Regions from separate parts of the Homo sapiens genome. Here region 2 is linked to region 1. Evidence: chromatin contacts called from ENCODE Hi-C or POLR2A ChIA-PET data. All regions are on one chromosome and are shown on one strand. The core of a region is the stretch at or near the end of the contact, and the rest is flanking DNA. Distances in the headings are between cores, read along the strand shown. Region 1 overlaps TNRC18 (trinucleotide repeat containing 18). Region 2 overlaps WIPI2 (WD repeat domain, phosphoinositide interacting 2).

Region 1 (7,186 bases), core at 1,361-3,860:
GTAAGCCGAGATGGCGCCACTGCACTCCAGCCTGGGTGACAGAGGGAGACTCCATCTCAATCAATCAATCAATCAATCGAACAGGAGAGAAGGCAGCACGCCTGGCACAGGGTCCTGTGCTCTATTCACAGAGTACAGGCTAGGCACAGCATAAGCCTCCAGAGGGAGGGCCTCCAAAGACCGAAGGGTTCTTTCCAGCAGTACGGCTCTCCTTCCACTTATTTGTACGTGCATTTTTCCATAGTGAATATGCATAGCTCTTATAATCAGAAAAAAGCCCAGGATGAAAAACACAAACCAAGCAGAAAGGTGTAAAAAAAAAAGACAGCCCGCTTCCTTCCTCCTCCAACACACAGGTCCCTCCCTCGGGAGGCTACTGTGGGTGCAGTTTCCAGTAGACAGTTCCAGAAATGATTATGCATATTCAAATGCACACGACATCCACGGGCATCCTTTAAAATATAAAAATAAGCCGGGTGCAGTGGCTCACGCCTGTAATCCCAACACTTTGGGTTGCCAAGGCAGGTGGATAATTTGAGGTGAGCAGTTTTGAGACCAGTCTGGCCAACATGGTGAAACCCTGTCTCTACTAAAAATTCAAAAATTAGCTGGGCATGGTAACAAGCACCTGTAGTCCCAGCTATTCGGGGGTTGAGGCATAAGAACTGCTTAAACTCAGGAGGCAGAAGTTGCAGTGAGCTGAGATTGAGCCACTCCAACCTGGGCAACACAGCGAGACTCCAGCTCAAAAACAAAATTAAATAAAATATAAATGTAAACTGGGTGCCTGTAGTCCCAGCTACTCGGGAGGCTGAGGCAAGAAGATCACTTGAACCCAGGAAGTTGAGACTGCAGTAAGCCATGATCACACCACTGCACTCCAGCCTGGGCAACAGAGCGAGCCTGTCTCAAAGAAAACACACACACACACACACACACACACACACACACACACACACACACACACACGATCTCAGGCTGGGCACGGTGGCTCATGCCTGTAATCCCAGCACTTTGGGAGGCCGAGGCGGGTGGATGGCTTGAGGCCAGGAGTCTGAAACCAGCCTAGCCAACATGGTAAAACCCCCTCTCTACTAAAAATACAGAAATTAGCTGGGCATGGTGGTGACCACCTGTAATCCCAGCTACTTGGGAGGCTGAGGCACCAGAATCGCTTGAACCCAGGAGGCAGAGGTTGCGGGGAGGCATGATAGCCCCACTGTACCCCAGCCTGGGCAACAGAGGGAGGCTGTCTCAGGAAAAAAAAAAAAAAAAAAAAGATCTCAATCAGTACATACTGTATCACATTTTGCTTTTTTTCTGCTTAATGTCTTTTCTCATATTAGCACAAAGCAAACATCTACCTCCTCATTATGAGCTTGGACCTTATAAAAACTGCCATCTCTAAAGGTCAAAAACACTAGAATGCCAGCAATTTTAAATGGCCAAACGTGCAAAGGAGCCTACGCAGAATCATGTGGGGGGGCGGGGGCGGAAGGGCAGCCTAGAACACTCTTGAATTGATGAGTTTTGATTCATCTAAGTCATCTCCCATTGATGGCATTTAGATTGTTTCCTGTCTTTTCAAGATAGGGTCTCACTCTGTCCCCCACCCTGGCTGGAGTTCACCATCACACGTCACCACAGCCTCAAGCTGCCAGGCTCAAGCAATCACCCTGCCTCAGCCTCCTGAGTAGCTGGGACCACAGGCACATGCCGTCACACCCAGCTAGTTTTTGTATTTTTTTGTAGAGATGGGGTCTTGCTATGTTTCCCAGGCTGGTCTTGAACTCCTGGGCTCAAGTGATCCTCCCGCCTCAGCCTCCCAAAGTGCTGAGATTACAGGCGTGAGCCACCGTGTCCGGCCTCCTATCTTTTTGTAATAGGAGCACATGGGCACATAGCTGGGACACGTGTGACAGGAAGAGCCTCACCAGTGTGATGAATATGACCAGGTGTGTGCAGTTCTCTGATAAATACTCCCCCTACCCTCCAGGAAGGGTGCTCCAACCACAGAGATCTTGCTTTAGTCTCTACCAAATTTAAATGAGTTCTATTATAATTTTTCAATTGACATTTCATTTTTTTAATGCACATGGGGTCTCGCCATGTTGCCCGGGCGGGTCTTAAACTCCTGGGCACAAGCAGTCCTTCTGCCGCAGCCTCCCAAAGTACTGGGATTGCAGACGTGAGCCACCATGCCCGGCTGACATTTTCTTTGTGATCTAAAATACCAATTTTTGGCTGGGTGTGGTGGCTCACGTCTGTAATCCCAGCATTTTGGGAGGCCGAGGCGGGCGGATCACCTGAGGTCAGGAGTTCGAGACCAGCCTGACCAACATGGAGAAACCCTATCTCTACTAAAAATACAAAAAACTAGCCGGGCCTGGTGGCGCATGCCTATAATGCCAGCTACTCAGGAGGCTGAGGCAGGAGAGTCGCTTGAACCTGGGAGGCGGAGACTGCGGTGAGCCGAAAACCATATTCTCTATTGGCAGTGTGCAAAGTTCCAGAGACAGACATGACTAATGATGCTGCTGAGGGGGAGCTTCTCTTCCTTGGCACTATTCACATTTCACTATTCATTCGCATCTCTGCTGGGGGCTTGTCCTCTGCCTTCACTGTAGGGTGTCTTGCTGAGTCCCTGCCTTTACCCACTAGATGGCAGTAGTGCTCCCCCCAAGCTGTGACAACCAAAAATGTGGTTGCCAATGTCCCCTGGGGGGACAAAATCATCCCTAGTTGAGAATGCTTGTTTTGCTCTTCTTATATCTTTTTTTTTTTTTTTTTTTTTTTTTTGTGAGACAGAATCTCACTCTGTCGCCCAGGCTGGAGTGCAGTGACCAATCTTGGCTCATGCAACCTTCGCCTCCTGGATTCAAGCAATTCTGCCTCAGTCCCCTGAGTAGCTGGGACTACAGGTATGTGTCACCACACCCAGCTAATTTTTTTATTTTTAGTAGAGATGGGGTTTCCCCATGTTGGCCAGGCTGGTCTCAAATTCCTGACCTCAAGTGATCCGCCTGCCTTGGCCTCCCAAAGTGCTGGGATTCCAGGCGTGAGCCACCGCGGCTGGCCGCTCTTCTTATATCTTTAGGGAAACTGAGGCCACAAAGCCGCAAACCTGATCAGCTCCCAAAGGTTGATGTTAGATTGAAACCATCTCACCCACCCCATACCCCCGCCTCGAGGTCCTGCGAGACTTAAGAGTCTACAATGTCAGGTAAGGATGGAGGGCTGTTCTGTTCTCCAAGAGGGGACCAAGGTACAACTCTGTCACCTCCTTCACCCTCCCACAAACCTATTATCCCTAAGCTCTTAACTGATCAGGCAAGGGACGCCCAAGTGACCTCTAGGCCAGTGGTGATGGGTTCAGTCGTGTCCCCACTAATTTAATATGCGAGAATCCTAACCCCTAGTAACCTCATTAGGTGACCTCTGTGGGAGACAGGGCGTTTGCAGAGGTGGTCAAGTTCAAGTCATGACAGTGGGCCTTCATTCCGTAAGGCTGGTGTCCTAATAGGGTGGAGAATTCTGGGCTGGGTGCAGTGACTTACACTTGTAATCCCAGCACTTTGGGAGGCTGAGGCGGGCGGATCACTTGAGGCCAGGAGTTCAAGACCAGCATGGCCAACATGGGGAAACCCCGTCTCTACTAAAAATACAAAAATTAGCTGGATGTGGTAGCATGTGCCTGTAATCCCAGCTACTTGGGAAGCTGAGGCAGGAGAATCACCTGAACCCAGGAGGCAGAGCTTGCAGTGAGCGGAGATCACACCACTGCACTCCAGCCTGGGCAACAGAGGGAGATTCTGTCCCAGAAATAATTAAAAACAAAAACAAAACCAGTACCAGGTGGGAAGACCAAGGGAATGTTTTTTGTTTTTTGTTTTTTTTTTGAGATGGAGTTCCACTCTTGTTGCCCAGGCTGGAGGGCAGTGGTACCATCTCGGCTCACTGCAACCTCCGCCTCCCAGGTTCAAGTGATTTTCCTGCCTCAGCCTCCCGAGTAGCTGGGATTACAGGTGCCCGCCACCACGCCCAGCTAATTTTTGTATTTTTAGTAGAGATGGGGTTTCACCATGTTGGCCAGGCTGGTCTCGAACTCCTGACCTCAGATGATCTGCCCGCCTCGGCCTCCCAAAATGCTGGGATTACAGGCGTGTGCCACCGTGCCTGGCCAACCAAGGGAATTTTGATTTTCTTCTACCCAAAAAAAAAAAAAAGTTTCTATTGAACTATTTTCGTGAGAGAAAAGCAGCAATGAACTTTAGGACAAGTGCCTCCCAGTGGGGAGGGGGGCGTTGCTCACACAGGCCAATGGCAGCGTGGCTTCTCCAGGCTTCCTTGAGGGCCATCTGACCATGACAGTCACAAAGCCTTGAAAAATGTGGCCTTGTTTGGACCCAACAGTTCTACCTCTGGGCATACAATCCCAGGCAAATCAGAGATACGGACAAAGTTTTTTTTTCTTCAAGGATAACCATCATGTTATTTGCAACGGAGAAAAAAAAAAAACAACTTTGTTTTAAAGCAGACGAAAATGCCTGACCATCTAAGACTGGGTCATCAAGGGCCAGGGCCACCACCAGGCAGAAAGTTGGGCAGTCCCTAAAACAATGATTTTTTAAAAACCACAGCTTTAAGCCGGGTGCTCACGCTTGTAATCCCAGCAATTTGGGAGTCCAAGGTGGGAAAATCACTTGAGTTCAAGAGTTCGCGACCAGCCTGGCCAACATGGCGAAACCCCATCTCTACTTTTTGTAAAAAAAAAAAAAAAATTAAAAAACCCACAGCTTTGAAAAATGTTTAATAAAGAACATTTTAAGTAAAGTGTCCGGGCGCGGTGGCTCACGCCTGTAATCCCAGCACTTTGGGTGGCCAAGGCGGGTGGATCACTTGAGGTCAGGAGTACGAGACCAGCCTGGCCAACATGGTGAAACCCCATCTCCACTAAAAATACAAAAAGATAGCCAGGCATGGTGGTGCGTGCCTGTAATCCCAGGTACTCAGGAGGCTGAGGCAGGAAAAATCGCTTGAACCTGGGAGGCGGAAGTTGCAGTGAGCCGAGATGGCACCACTGCACTCCAGCCTGGGTGACAGAGTGAGACTCTGTCTCAAAAAAAAAAAAAAAAAAAAAAAATTTAAGTGAAAAGGGCAGGGCAGGTTACAGAACACTATTTACAAAAAGATCTTAATTTGAGAAGTAAATATGTGTATGTGTGTTCTAGAGGAAATATACTAAAACACTGGCAGGGATATCATCTCTTCAACGGGTGTTGCCCCGGCCCTTCCTCCAAACCAGTTCTAGGCCCAGTTTTCCATGCTGAACATCAGTCATTCTGTGTCTGGCCCAGCATTCAGTGCCCTTTCTGCTGAAGGCATCCCATTCTCTTTGAGAACTACCCTCCCCCTTCCCTACACCCCAGAGGCAACACATCCCAGATCAAAGGACAGGTAATGATCAGCGCAGCCCATGTCCCAGAACTCAGTTTGATGCCCGCAAAAAGCATGAACCGAGGCTGGGAGCGGTGGCTCACACCTGTAATCCCAGCACTTTGGGAGGCCAAGGCAGGCGGGTCACTTGAGGTCGGGAGTTCGAGACCAGCCTGGCCAACATGGCAAAACCCCATCTCTACTAAAAATACAACAATTAGCCAGGCATGGTGGCACATGCCTGTAATCCCAGCTACCTGGGAGGCTGAAGTAGGAGAATCACTTGAACCCGGGAGGGCGGAGGCTGCAGTGAGCCGAGATGACACCACTGCACACCAGCCTGGGTGATAGAGGGAGACTATGGCTCAAAAAAAGAAAAACAACAACAACAAAGCATGAACCGCAGTCAGCCCTTGAGAATGAATCTCAGTGTTTTTGCCAAAGCTAGCAAGAAAGAGGTGGCCTCTTTCGGAAGGCTGCTGAGCAGGCCCAGGGACCTGGGAGGAACTGACAGACCACCCCCCACCCCAGTGAGGACAGTAAGTCGGCCTTGAATGAGGCCAACAGAGAGAAAAGTCGAACAGCAAGAGGGAAGGAGGGAAGGAGGGAAGGAGACGGGGACACAGAGAGAGAGAGACTAGGGAAGGGCCTGTGTAGGAAAAGAAAGACTTGGTTTCTTGGCTTGAACACCTAGATCCAGCCATACCTGAAATTACCTAATTACTGCCGGACTTCAGTTCCAAGAGCCAATTAATTCTCTCCTGCCTAAACCAATTTAAATGAGAGTTTCTGTTCCTTGCAACCCAAGAAATCCTGCTAAAACACACCATCAATAGAATGAGAAATTTCACCACCAGGAAACCTACAGACTGGCTGCACAGTGCAAACACACTTAACATGCCACTCACTCAACAGGACGCTTAAAAATGCTCGAGATGGAACATTTTGTTATGTGTATCTTAACCACAATTTTTTAAAAAATTAATATGAATAAACCATATTCCGGGTTTTTCATAATTTAAAAATCTTATAAAAAAATGTTTAAGAGGCCGGGCACAGCGAGCGACTCACACCTATAATCCCAGCACTTTGGGAGGTCAAGGTGGGCAAAATCACTTGAGTCCAGGAGTTTGAGACCAGACTGGGCAACAGAGCAAGACCCCATCTCTAAAAAAAAGAACTTTTTAAAAAGTTAGCTGGGCATGGTGGTGGACGCCTGTAGCCCAAGCTACTGGGGAGGCTGGGGAGGGAAGATCACTTGAGCCCAGGAGTTTGAGGCTGCAGTGAGCTAAGATTGTGCCACTGCACTCCAGCCTGGGCAACACAGCAAGACCCCATCACCACAAAACTAAAACTCACGAATCTGCAGAACTCAGAGGTCGCGCACTCTCACCTCCCATCTCTTGGCTCCTCCTCTCCAGCTCCAGCTCTGCGATCTCACTTAGCAGGGTGATGCCATGCAGGAAGCTCTGCTCCAAGACAAGGCTCTCGGCTGCTTCCAGCTTCTCCAAGGCCTGGGCTCCAGCAGCACCCGGGGAGGGCAGAGGCCTGGCCTGGGGCAGCTCCGCAGCTGCCGCCAGGGCGTTCATGCCAGCCAGTGGGTCCTCCAGACTGGGCAGGAACTGGTCAGAGCTTGCCTCTTCCAGGAAGCAGGTGCTGCCGAGTACAGGCACGGCCTCTTGGGGCTCCAGGCTCGGGCACTGTCCCTCCCCGGCGGGCACGTCACAGTCTGACATTTCTAGGGTGGGCT
Region 2 (7,186 bases), core at 4,687-7,186, 150 kb before region 1:
AGTCACACGCAGCGCAGGTCTGTAGCCAGGAGCCACAGGCCACAGCATACAGCCTAGGGGCATAGTAGGCCTACCATCTAGATTTGTGTTTGCACGACACAATTGCCTACGGGGCTTTTCTTTGTTTTGTTGTTGTTGTTGTTGTTGTTGTTGTTGTTGTTTTTGAGATGGAGTCTCGCTCTGTGGCCCAGGCTGGAGTGCAGTGGCGCGATTTTGGCTCACTTCAAGCTCCGTCCCCCGGGTTCACACCGTTCTCCTGCCTCAGGCTCCTGAGTAGCTGGGACTACAGGCGCCCGCCACCACGCCTGGCTGATTTTTTGTATTTTTAGTAGAGATGGGGTTTCACCATGTTAGCCAGGATGGTCTTAATCTCCCGACCTTGTGATCCACCCACCTCGGCCTCCCAAAGTGCTGGGATTACAGGCGTGAGCCACCGCGCCCGGCCCCTTCAGGGCATTTCTTAGAACGTATGTCAGCGTTTTGTGACATGAGTGTAATAGCGACATCTTTTTAATAAATATGTGTCATGCCACTTTGGACATGTGTGATTCTTTGGCCAGCCTCAGTATGCGAGCACGTAGGCTAGCGCTCAGCACATGAGTCTATGGAACCCAGGGGAAGCAATTGCAGTTTCGTAGTAGTTTGTGTCTTAATTAAGGGAGCCCCTAGACCTTACTCTTTCACTTTACCTAGGAGTTTGGTTCCTAAACTCACCATTCAAATCCAGCAACAGAACTGACTGAAAGGAACCTTTGTCTTTCGTGTGAATGCTCGTGAGGGGCCATCCTTAGAGTGGAAATGCTCCTGAGGCTCCAGCGAATCAAGACCCTCAGACCCCCGGGCTGTCCCCACCCCATGACCACATGTTCCGCAGGCACCCTCAGCGCTGTGCCCTGCGTGTCGCCCAGGCAGGTGTTTGTTTTTGAGCGCAGATTCTGCCTGTGGCCATAGCCATGTGGAGATGTTCACGCATGTACTTCCCTTTGTGATTTCAGCCGATACGGAAGATGTGTGCATTGTAGAGAGATTGTTCTCCAGCAGCCTAGTGGCCATCGTCAGCCTTAAAGCACCAAGGAAGCTAAAGGTTTGCCACTTTAAGAAGGGAACTGAGATCTGCAACTACAGCTACTCCAACACGATTCTGGCTGTGAAGCTCAACAGGCAGGTGAGCGCTGCCCCAGCTGGGTGTGGGCTTGTCTGTTGCTCCCTCCAGCACTCTGGGACAAGCCCACCCCACCGGCATGCCCCTCCGTCATTCCCTTGCTGCCTGGCCCCACGTTGCCGGGCACAGATCCTTGCCTACAGAGACCAGCTCTGTTTCCTCACCCACCAGCTTTGCTCAGCCCATTCCATTCACGACAAATGCCCGGGCCTCTGCCACACTGCTCCCATACAGGCGTCCCCGGCCCCACCCAGAGGGTGGATGGCAGTCTCTTTCACCTATTACCTGGTTTTGCTTTTATAAATGTTACTTAAAAAAAATATATTTGGCCGAGCACAGTGGCTCACGCCTGTAATCCCCACACTTTGGGAGGCCGAGGCGGGCAGATTGCCTGAGGTCAGGAATTTGAGATCAGCCTGGCCAACATGATGAAACCCCGTCTCTACTAAAAATACAAAAATTAGCCGGGCATGGTGGCAGGCACCTGTAATCCCGGCTACTCGGGAGGCTGAGGCAGGAAAATCGCTTGAACCCGGGAGTCGGAAGTTGCAGTGAGCCAAGGTCATGTCATTGCACTCCAGCTTGGGCAACAAGAGTGAGACTTCGTCTCAAAAAAAAAACTTACAGACTTTTTTTTCCTTTTGTAAATTGTTAGTTTAACTTTGAATTCAAGATGAAGGATTTATTACTTTATCTCCCCCTAAACTAATAAGACTGTCTGGCACAGAGGAAGGACGTGGTGGGTGGCATGTGTGCGTGTTTCACGCACGTGTGTGTGTCTCCCAGCTTGTGCTCACGCCCAGGGTAACAGCACCACCCGGGAGACCCCTGGCAATCTGATTCTGCCCGCACTCCCTGCAGGGAAAGCTGATTAGGCTGCTGGCTGTAGAGTGGACATGATGACAGCCAGTAGCTGCACCCTGAGATACAGTGACTAGGTGAAGTCACAGTAGAGACGTTCTTGCCTTACGCAGTTGAAACTAGGAAGTGGTCTGTTAACTGACATAGTTGGTTAGAATGGGAAATTATAAGACATCATATCTTGAGCATTTAAAAATTGTGTTCACGTCCAACTAATGTAGAGCTGGTCATCTTTCTTGCATAAGTTGTCTCAGCGATGCATCGTCTGCATGTCTACATTCATTTTCTTCCAAATGGAGCAGGAACTTGCAAAGTAATCTGAGTGCACAATAAAATGTTAGACCTTTTAAAACCCCCTTATTTTCATTTTACCTGTGCTGCACTCAGCATCAGTTTTAAAAAGCAAATCTTTCCAAATCTATTCACAGCACACTTGTCTTAGCTGTAGGTTAGCATTTGCCTAACACTAAACTAAATGGCCTGGTTAGAATTCCCAGTAGAGATGGGGTGAGTATGAGGGAGAGGTGCATCCGGCCTGGCTCCTTCTTGATTGTTGATGGAAAGCAGCTGTATCCTTGGCGCTTCTAACATTGGTCTGCATGGTGTTCTAGAAGGAACTAAGATTGTGAAGCCAACGCAGGGGTGGATCACCTGAGGTCAGGAGTCCAAGACCAGCCTGGCCAACATGGTGAAACCCCATCTCTACTAAAAATACAAAAATTAGCCAGGCCTGGTGGCAGTCACCTGTAATTCCAGCTACTTGGGAGGCTGAGGCAGGAAAATCACTTGAACCCGGAAGGCAGAGGTTGCAGTGAGCCGAGATCACACCACTGCACTCCAGCCCGGGTGACACAGCGAGACACTGACTCCAAAAAAATAAAATACAATAACAATAGAAGGAATGAGAGCGTCATAGTCCAGGAGTCAGTCAACTGGAGATTGGGGCAGGTATTGCACTGGCCGTTGCTTCACGTTTGGTTTCGTTTTGTCTCTCGCCTAGAGGCTGATAGTATGCCTGGAGGAGTCCCTGTACATCCACAACATTCGGGACATGAAGGTGCTGCATACGATCAGGGAGACGCCTCCAAACCCTGCAGGTGAGCTAACTTGTGAGGAGAGAATCCCATTTTTCTGATTTTGCCCTTGAAAGATAGCTATAGGTGAGAGAGATTTTTTCTTTTTATAGGTTCCGCAGATGAGACAGATTTTAAAAGTATTGATCCCAAACCAAGCTGCCTTCCTACTGATGCTGGTCATGTGACCACATAAGCTCATTGGTTTGATCAACTTTCAAGTTTGAGGTTACTGATCAGTTCAAACCAAAGGCCTTTAATCTCTTGACAATACTGGTATCACCTAAGGTGGGGATTTGGGGTTGCAGAACTTTCCTAACACAGCAAACAAGATTGTATCCAAGCTATTATTTGTTCCTAATGCTCTGTTAAATGAATGCTGAATTATGTCTGACATCCAAGAAGGAACTCTCAGGTGGAAGTTTGCATCTCGTCCTCCGTGTGTCATTTGCAGGCCTGTGTGCGCTGTCAATCAACAACGACAACTGCTACTTGGCGTACCCAGGGAGCGCGACCATCGGAGAGGTGCAGGTCTTCGATACCATTAATTTGGTGAGATGCCTTTCCTGCTCGAATAGCTCTCTAAAGTGTGGCTTTTTCCTGAAGAGGAGCACTGTGGTGTCCCTGGCATCCTGACTTGGCTCAGCAATACAACCGCTGCACTTTTTTGTTTGTTTGTTTGTTTTTGAGACAGGGTCTGGCTCTGTCGCCCATGCTGGAGTGCAGTGGTGCAGTCCTAGCTCACTGCAGCCTCAACCTCCTGGGCTCAATTGATCCTCCTGCCTCAGCCTCCCGAGGAGTTACAGTCATGCAACACCACACCCAGCTAATTTTTTATTTTTGTAGAGATGGAGTCTTGCTGGGTTGCCCAGGCTGGCCTCAAACTCCTGGCCTTAAGCCATCCTCCCGCCTCGGCCCCCTAAAGTGCTGGGACTACAGGCGGGTGCCCCGCGCCCAGCCCCACTGCTCTCTTCTCAGTAGCAGAGTAGGTCTGGCTCATTCTGCTTCTGGATCTGCTGCGGCGTTCAGAGCAGTGCTGAGCTCCTCGCCACGGGAATGTTTGAAGGAACATAGAAAACCTTAGGGATAAATTGCTTTGCTTTTTCTAAAGTTGGAGCAGCATTTCCTTGGATGCCCAGCCCCAGTAAATCAAGTGGGTTTGGCATTTGTTTGGACCGTAATGGTGTTTTAGGAACAGCTAATTGGCACTTGCGGACCAAGTGTCAGCCCTGGGGCGTGGGCGGTCACTGTGCGGTGGCCACTCTTTATTGGTGTCCCTTTTTCAGAGAGCTGCAAACATGATTCCGGCTCACGACAGTCCTTTAGCGGCACTGGCCTTTGACGCAAGTGGAACTAAACTTGCCACGGCTTCGGAGAAGGTGAGTCTGCTTTTCCCCGGGGGAGCACTGGTGCCAAGGCGTCCACAGACTTTTTCAGTTCTGTTCACACAGCCACCTTAGAGGCAAGGTCCTATACTTACCAGCTCCGGGAGAAGCAAAGACAGCCACCCACTTGTCAGGCCACAGGCGTGTACTGCCCGAGAGTGAGCGGAGCTTGCAGTGTGCCACTGGGACGGGAGAGCTGGTCCACATTTGTAGTAGAAAATACAGAAATGTCCAGAGGAGACAGAAGTGCCGTGTGTAACCACACCGCTCACCCAGTGTGTTTCTAAATGATGAAACTACCACATAACAGTAAAGAACCCAGACAGTGATGAAATGTGAAAAAGCAAAGACAGAATTCTATCCAGCCAGTCTGAACACATTTCAGTGTATTTCATTTTCTCTTTAGTCAACAAAATTGGGATCCTACTATGGGTATAATTTATCCTTTTTCACTCTGCATGACATTTGTCTAAGTTCAAAAACACTTGTAATGGCCGCGCAGTATTTAGTTGTGATTCATGTCAACATCACCCTTTTGGGACTTTGTTTCTAATATGTTGCTGCCGTAGGTAGTAGTGTATTTAAGTCATGTATCAATGTTTTATATGTATTTCTAACTATGAATTCAAGAGATTCCAGTAAGAAGAATGTCTGGCTTTAAAGGAGATGGCCTCTAAATGTCCCCGTGTACCTGTGACCGCGTGGCGAGGCTCCCTGGCCCCCAGGAGACTGAAGGCTCCTTGTTCTCTTCCTCATTTGGACTGTGCCTCTCTTTTCGTTTCAGTTCCTCTTTTCTTGAAAGTTGCGTCTTCCATTCTTCTGTCTTGAGGTCGCGTCTGTTCTCCCGCCTCCGTTTTCTCCGCTCTTCATTGGCCACCGATGACCTTTACTTTGATTTGGATATGATTTTGCTTCTCATTGAAATCCTAAAATAGCCTCCCCTTTCAAGCCATCTCTCCCCTCAAACTATTGACCAGAGAAGATACAATAAAACGTCGGCTCACTTCCTTAGCTTTCCTGCCTGGGCCTTTGTTCTTCAGTCTCACACCCGAGTTCTGTAATAATGATGTCACCGCTTATGGGTCACTTCTGGGTCGTGAATTATCCTGGATCTTTTATCTTCATTACCTCATTTGTTTCCCCTCAGCAAGGTAAACAGTTCTCTGTTTCATAGCAAGGGCTCAGAAAGGTTAAGCGGTGTGCCCGGGGCCGCCCAACTGGGCAGCAACAGAGGGGTCAGACTCCAAGTCTGACTTTGATTCTAATTATGCTAGACTATCCCAATAGCACCTTGTCCTTTTCTTTTCCCTTTGAAATGGCCCTGAAATTCTGTTACCCTTTGACTAATCAAAGTCTCACTGTTAATGTTTCTTTAGTAGCTCTTATAAAGGCCCAAAAGTACTTGATGGAATTTTAAGGCCCATAAAAATAGATTTTTTTTTTTCTGGACTATAAAGAGGAACCTTGATTGCTTGTACATGGAATGCTCTCATCTGTGGAGTGAGAGCAGCAAGGCCTTCCCAGCCCCGCTCTGTCCCAGGTGCTGAGGCCCCCTGAGGCCTGTGACTTAATCCTGCTTTCAAGAATCTTGCGGTCATGTGGCAACAAAACAACTCTTAATTAATTAGTATTGCACGGTAGACGTGCGCCACAAAATTATGTCTCATCTGAAAGTTTAGGCTGCAGAGGACAAAACCTTTGCCGTGGTTATTTTTGTATATGGATGCAGAAAATAGTTCATTCTCTAATTCTCAATGTTACAAGCTCAGTTTGTGTCCCTCCATCCAGAGAGAACCAAGTGTTCTCAAGTACCAGTTTTTTTTTTTTTTGAGACAGGGTCATGCTTGCTCTGTCACCCAGGCTGGAGTGCAGTGGCACAATCTCTGCTCTATGCAACCTCCATCTCCCAGGCTTAAGTGATCTTCCTACTTCAGCCTCCCAAGTAGCTGGGACTACAGGCACCTGCCACCACGCCCGGCTAATTGTTGTACTTTTTGTAGAGATGGGGTTTCACCCTGTTGGCCAGGCTGGTTTCAAACTCCTGAGCTCAAGCGATCTACAAACCTCAGCCTCCCAAAGTGCTAGAATTACAGGAGTGAGCCACTGTGCCTGGCCTATATTCTGATTTCTAATAGCTGTATACTATCCCATTGTATGAGTTTACCATAATTTATGTAAACAGTTCCTTGGTGTTCTACACTTAGGTCATCTGCTGCTTTTTGCTTTTTTTTTTTTTTTGAAACGGAGTCTTGTTCTGTCCCCCAGGCTGGAGTGCAGTGTGGTATGATCTCAGCTCACCACAACCTCTGCCTCCCAGGTTCAAGCAGTTCTCCTGCCGCAGCCTCCTGAGTAGCTGAGATTACAAGCGCGCGCCACCACACCCAGCTAATTTTTGTATTTTGAGTAGATGGGGTTTAACCACGTTGGCCAGGCTGGTCGTGAACTCCTGACCTCGTGATCCACCCGCCTTGGCCTCCCAAAGTGCTGGGATTACAGGAGTGAGCCACCACGCCCAGCCACTTTTTACTATTTACAAACACAGAGATAGTGCAGTGGCATGATCATGGCTCACTGCAGCTTCCACTCCTGGGACAACAGGAACGAATCATCAGGCTTAGCTGATTTTTTTGTTTTTTGTAGAGGTGGGGTCTTGTTATGTTGCCCAGGCTGGTCTTGAACTCCTGGACTCTAGTGTTTCTCCTGTC

What was found. A loop is a pair of places that touch in the nucleus more often than their neighbours do. ChIA-PET counts read pairs that join two places held with the same protein, here RNA polymerase II (POLR2A). Pooled maps may share reads with other maps.
Region 2: a loop to region 1 is called in a pooled map, with 3 times the contacts of the local background. The contact joins two enhancer-like sites. A Hi-C loop is called at or near these places in 2 of 50 pooled maps. POLR2A ChIA-PET finds 5 or more read pairs at or near these places in 4 of 52 experiments (GM12878, T-cell, WTC11 and 1 more).

What each region holds. Positions count from the first base shown.
Region 1 is chr7:5,363,546-5,370,731 of GRCh38, forward strand. It overlaps TNRC18 (trinucleotide repeat containing 18), which reads right to left. Exons shown (of 30, transcript NM_001080495.3): 11 at 6,830-7,186. Among named protein-coding and RNA genes, the nearest start is that of TNRC18-AS1, 52 kb to the right of the region's middle. Within about 2 kb of position 2,611, at least 3 of the 41 ENCODE cell types and tissues checked have a DNase peak (open chromatin) inside an H3K27ac peak, as active enhancers do.
Region 2 is chr7:5,213,540-5,220,725 of GRCh38, forward strand. It overlaps WIPI2 (WD repeat domain, phosphoinositide interacting 2), which reads left to right. Exons shown (of 13, transcript NM_015610.4): 4 at 996-1,165; 5 at 3,024-3,120; 6 at 3,551-3,648; 7 at 4,383-4,475. Among named protein-coding and RNA genes, the nearest start is that of WIPI2, 27 kb to the left of the region's middle. RefSeq lists enhancers at 4,762-5,961, 4,820-4,899, 4,910-5,619. Within about 2 kb of position 5,937, at least 9 of the 41 ENCODE cell types and tissues checked have a DNase peak (open chromatin) inside an H3K27ac peak, as active enhancers do.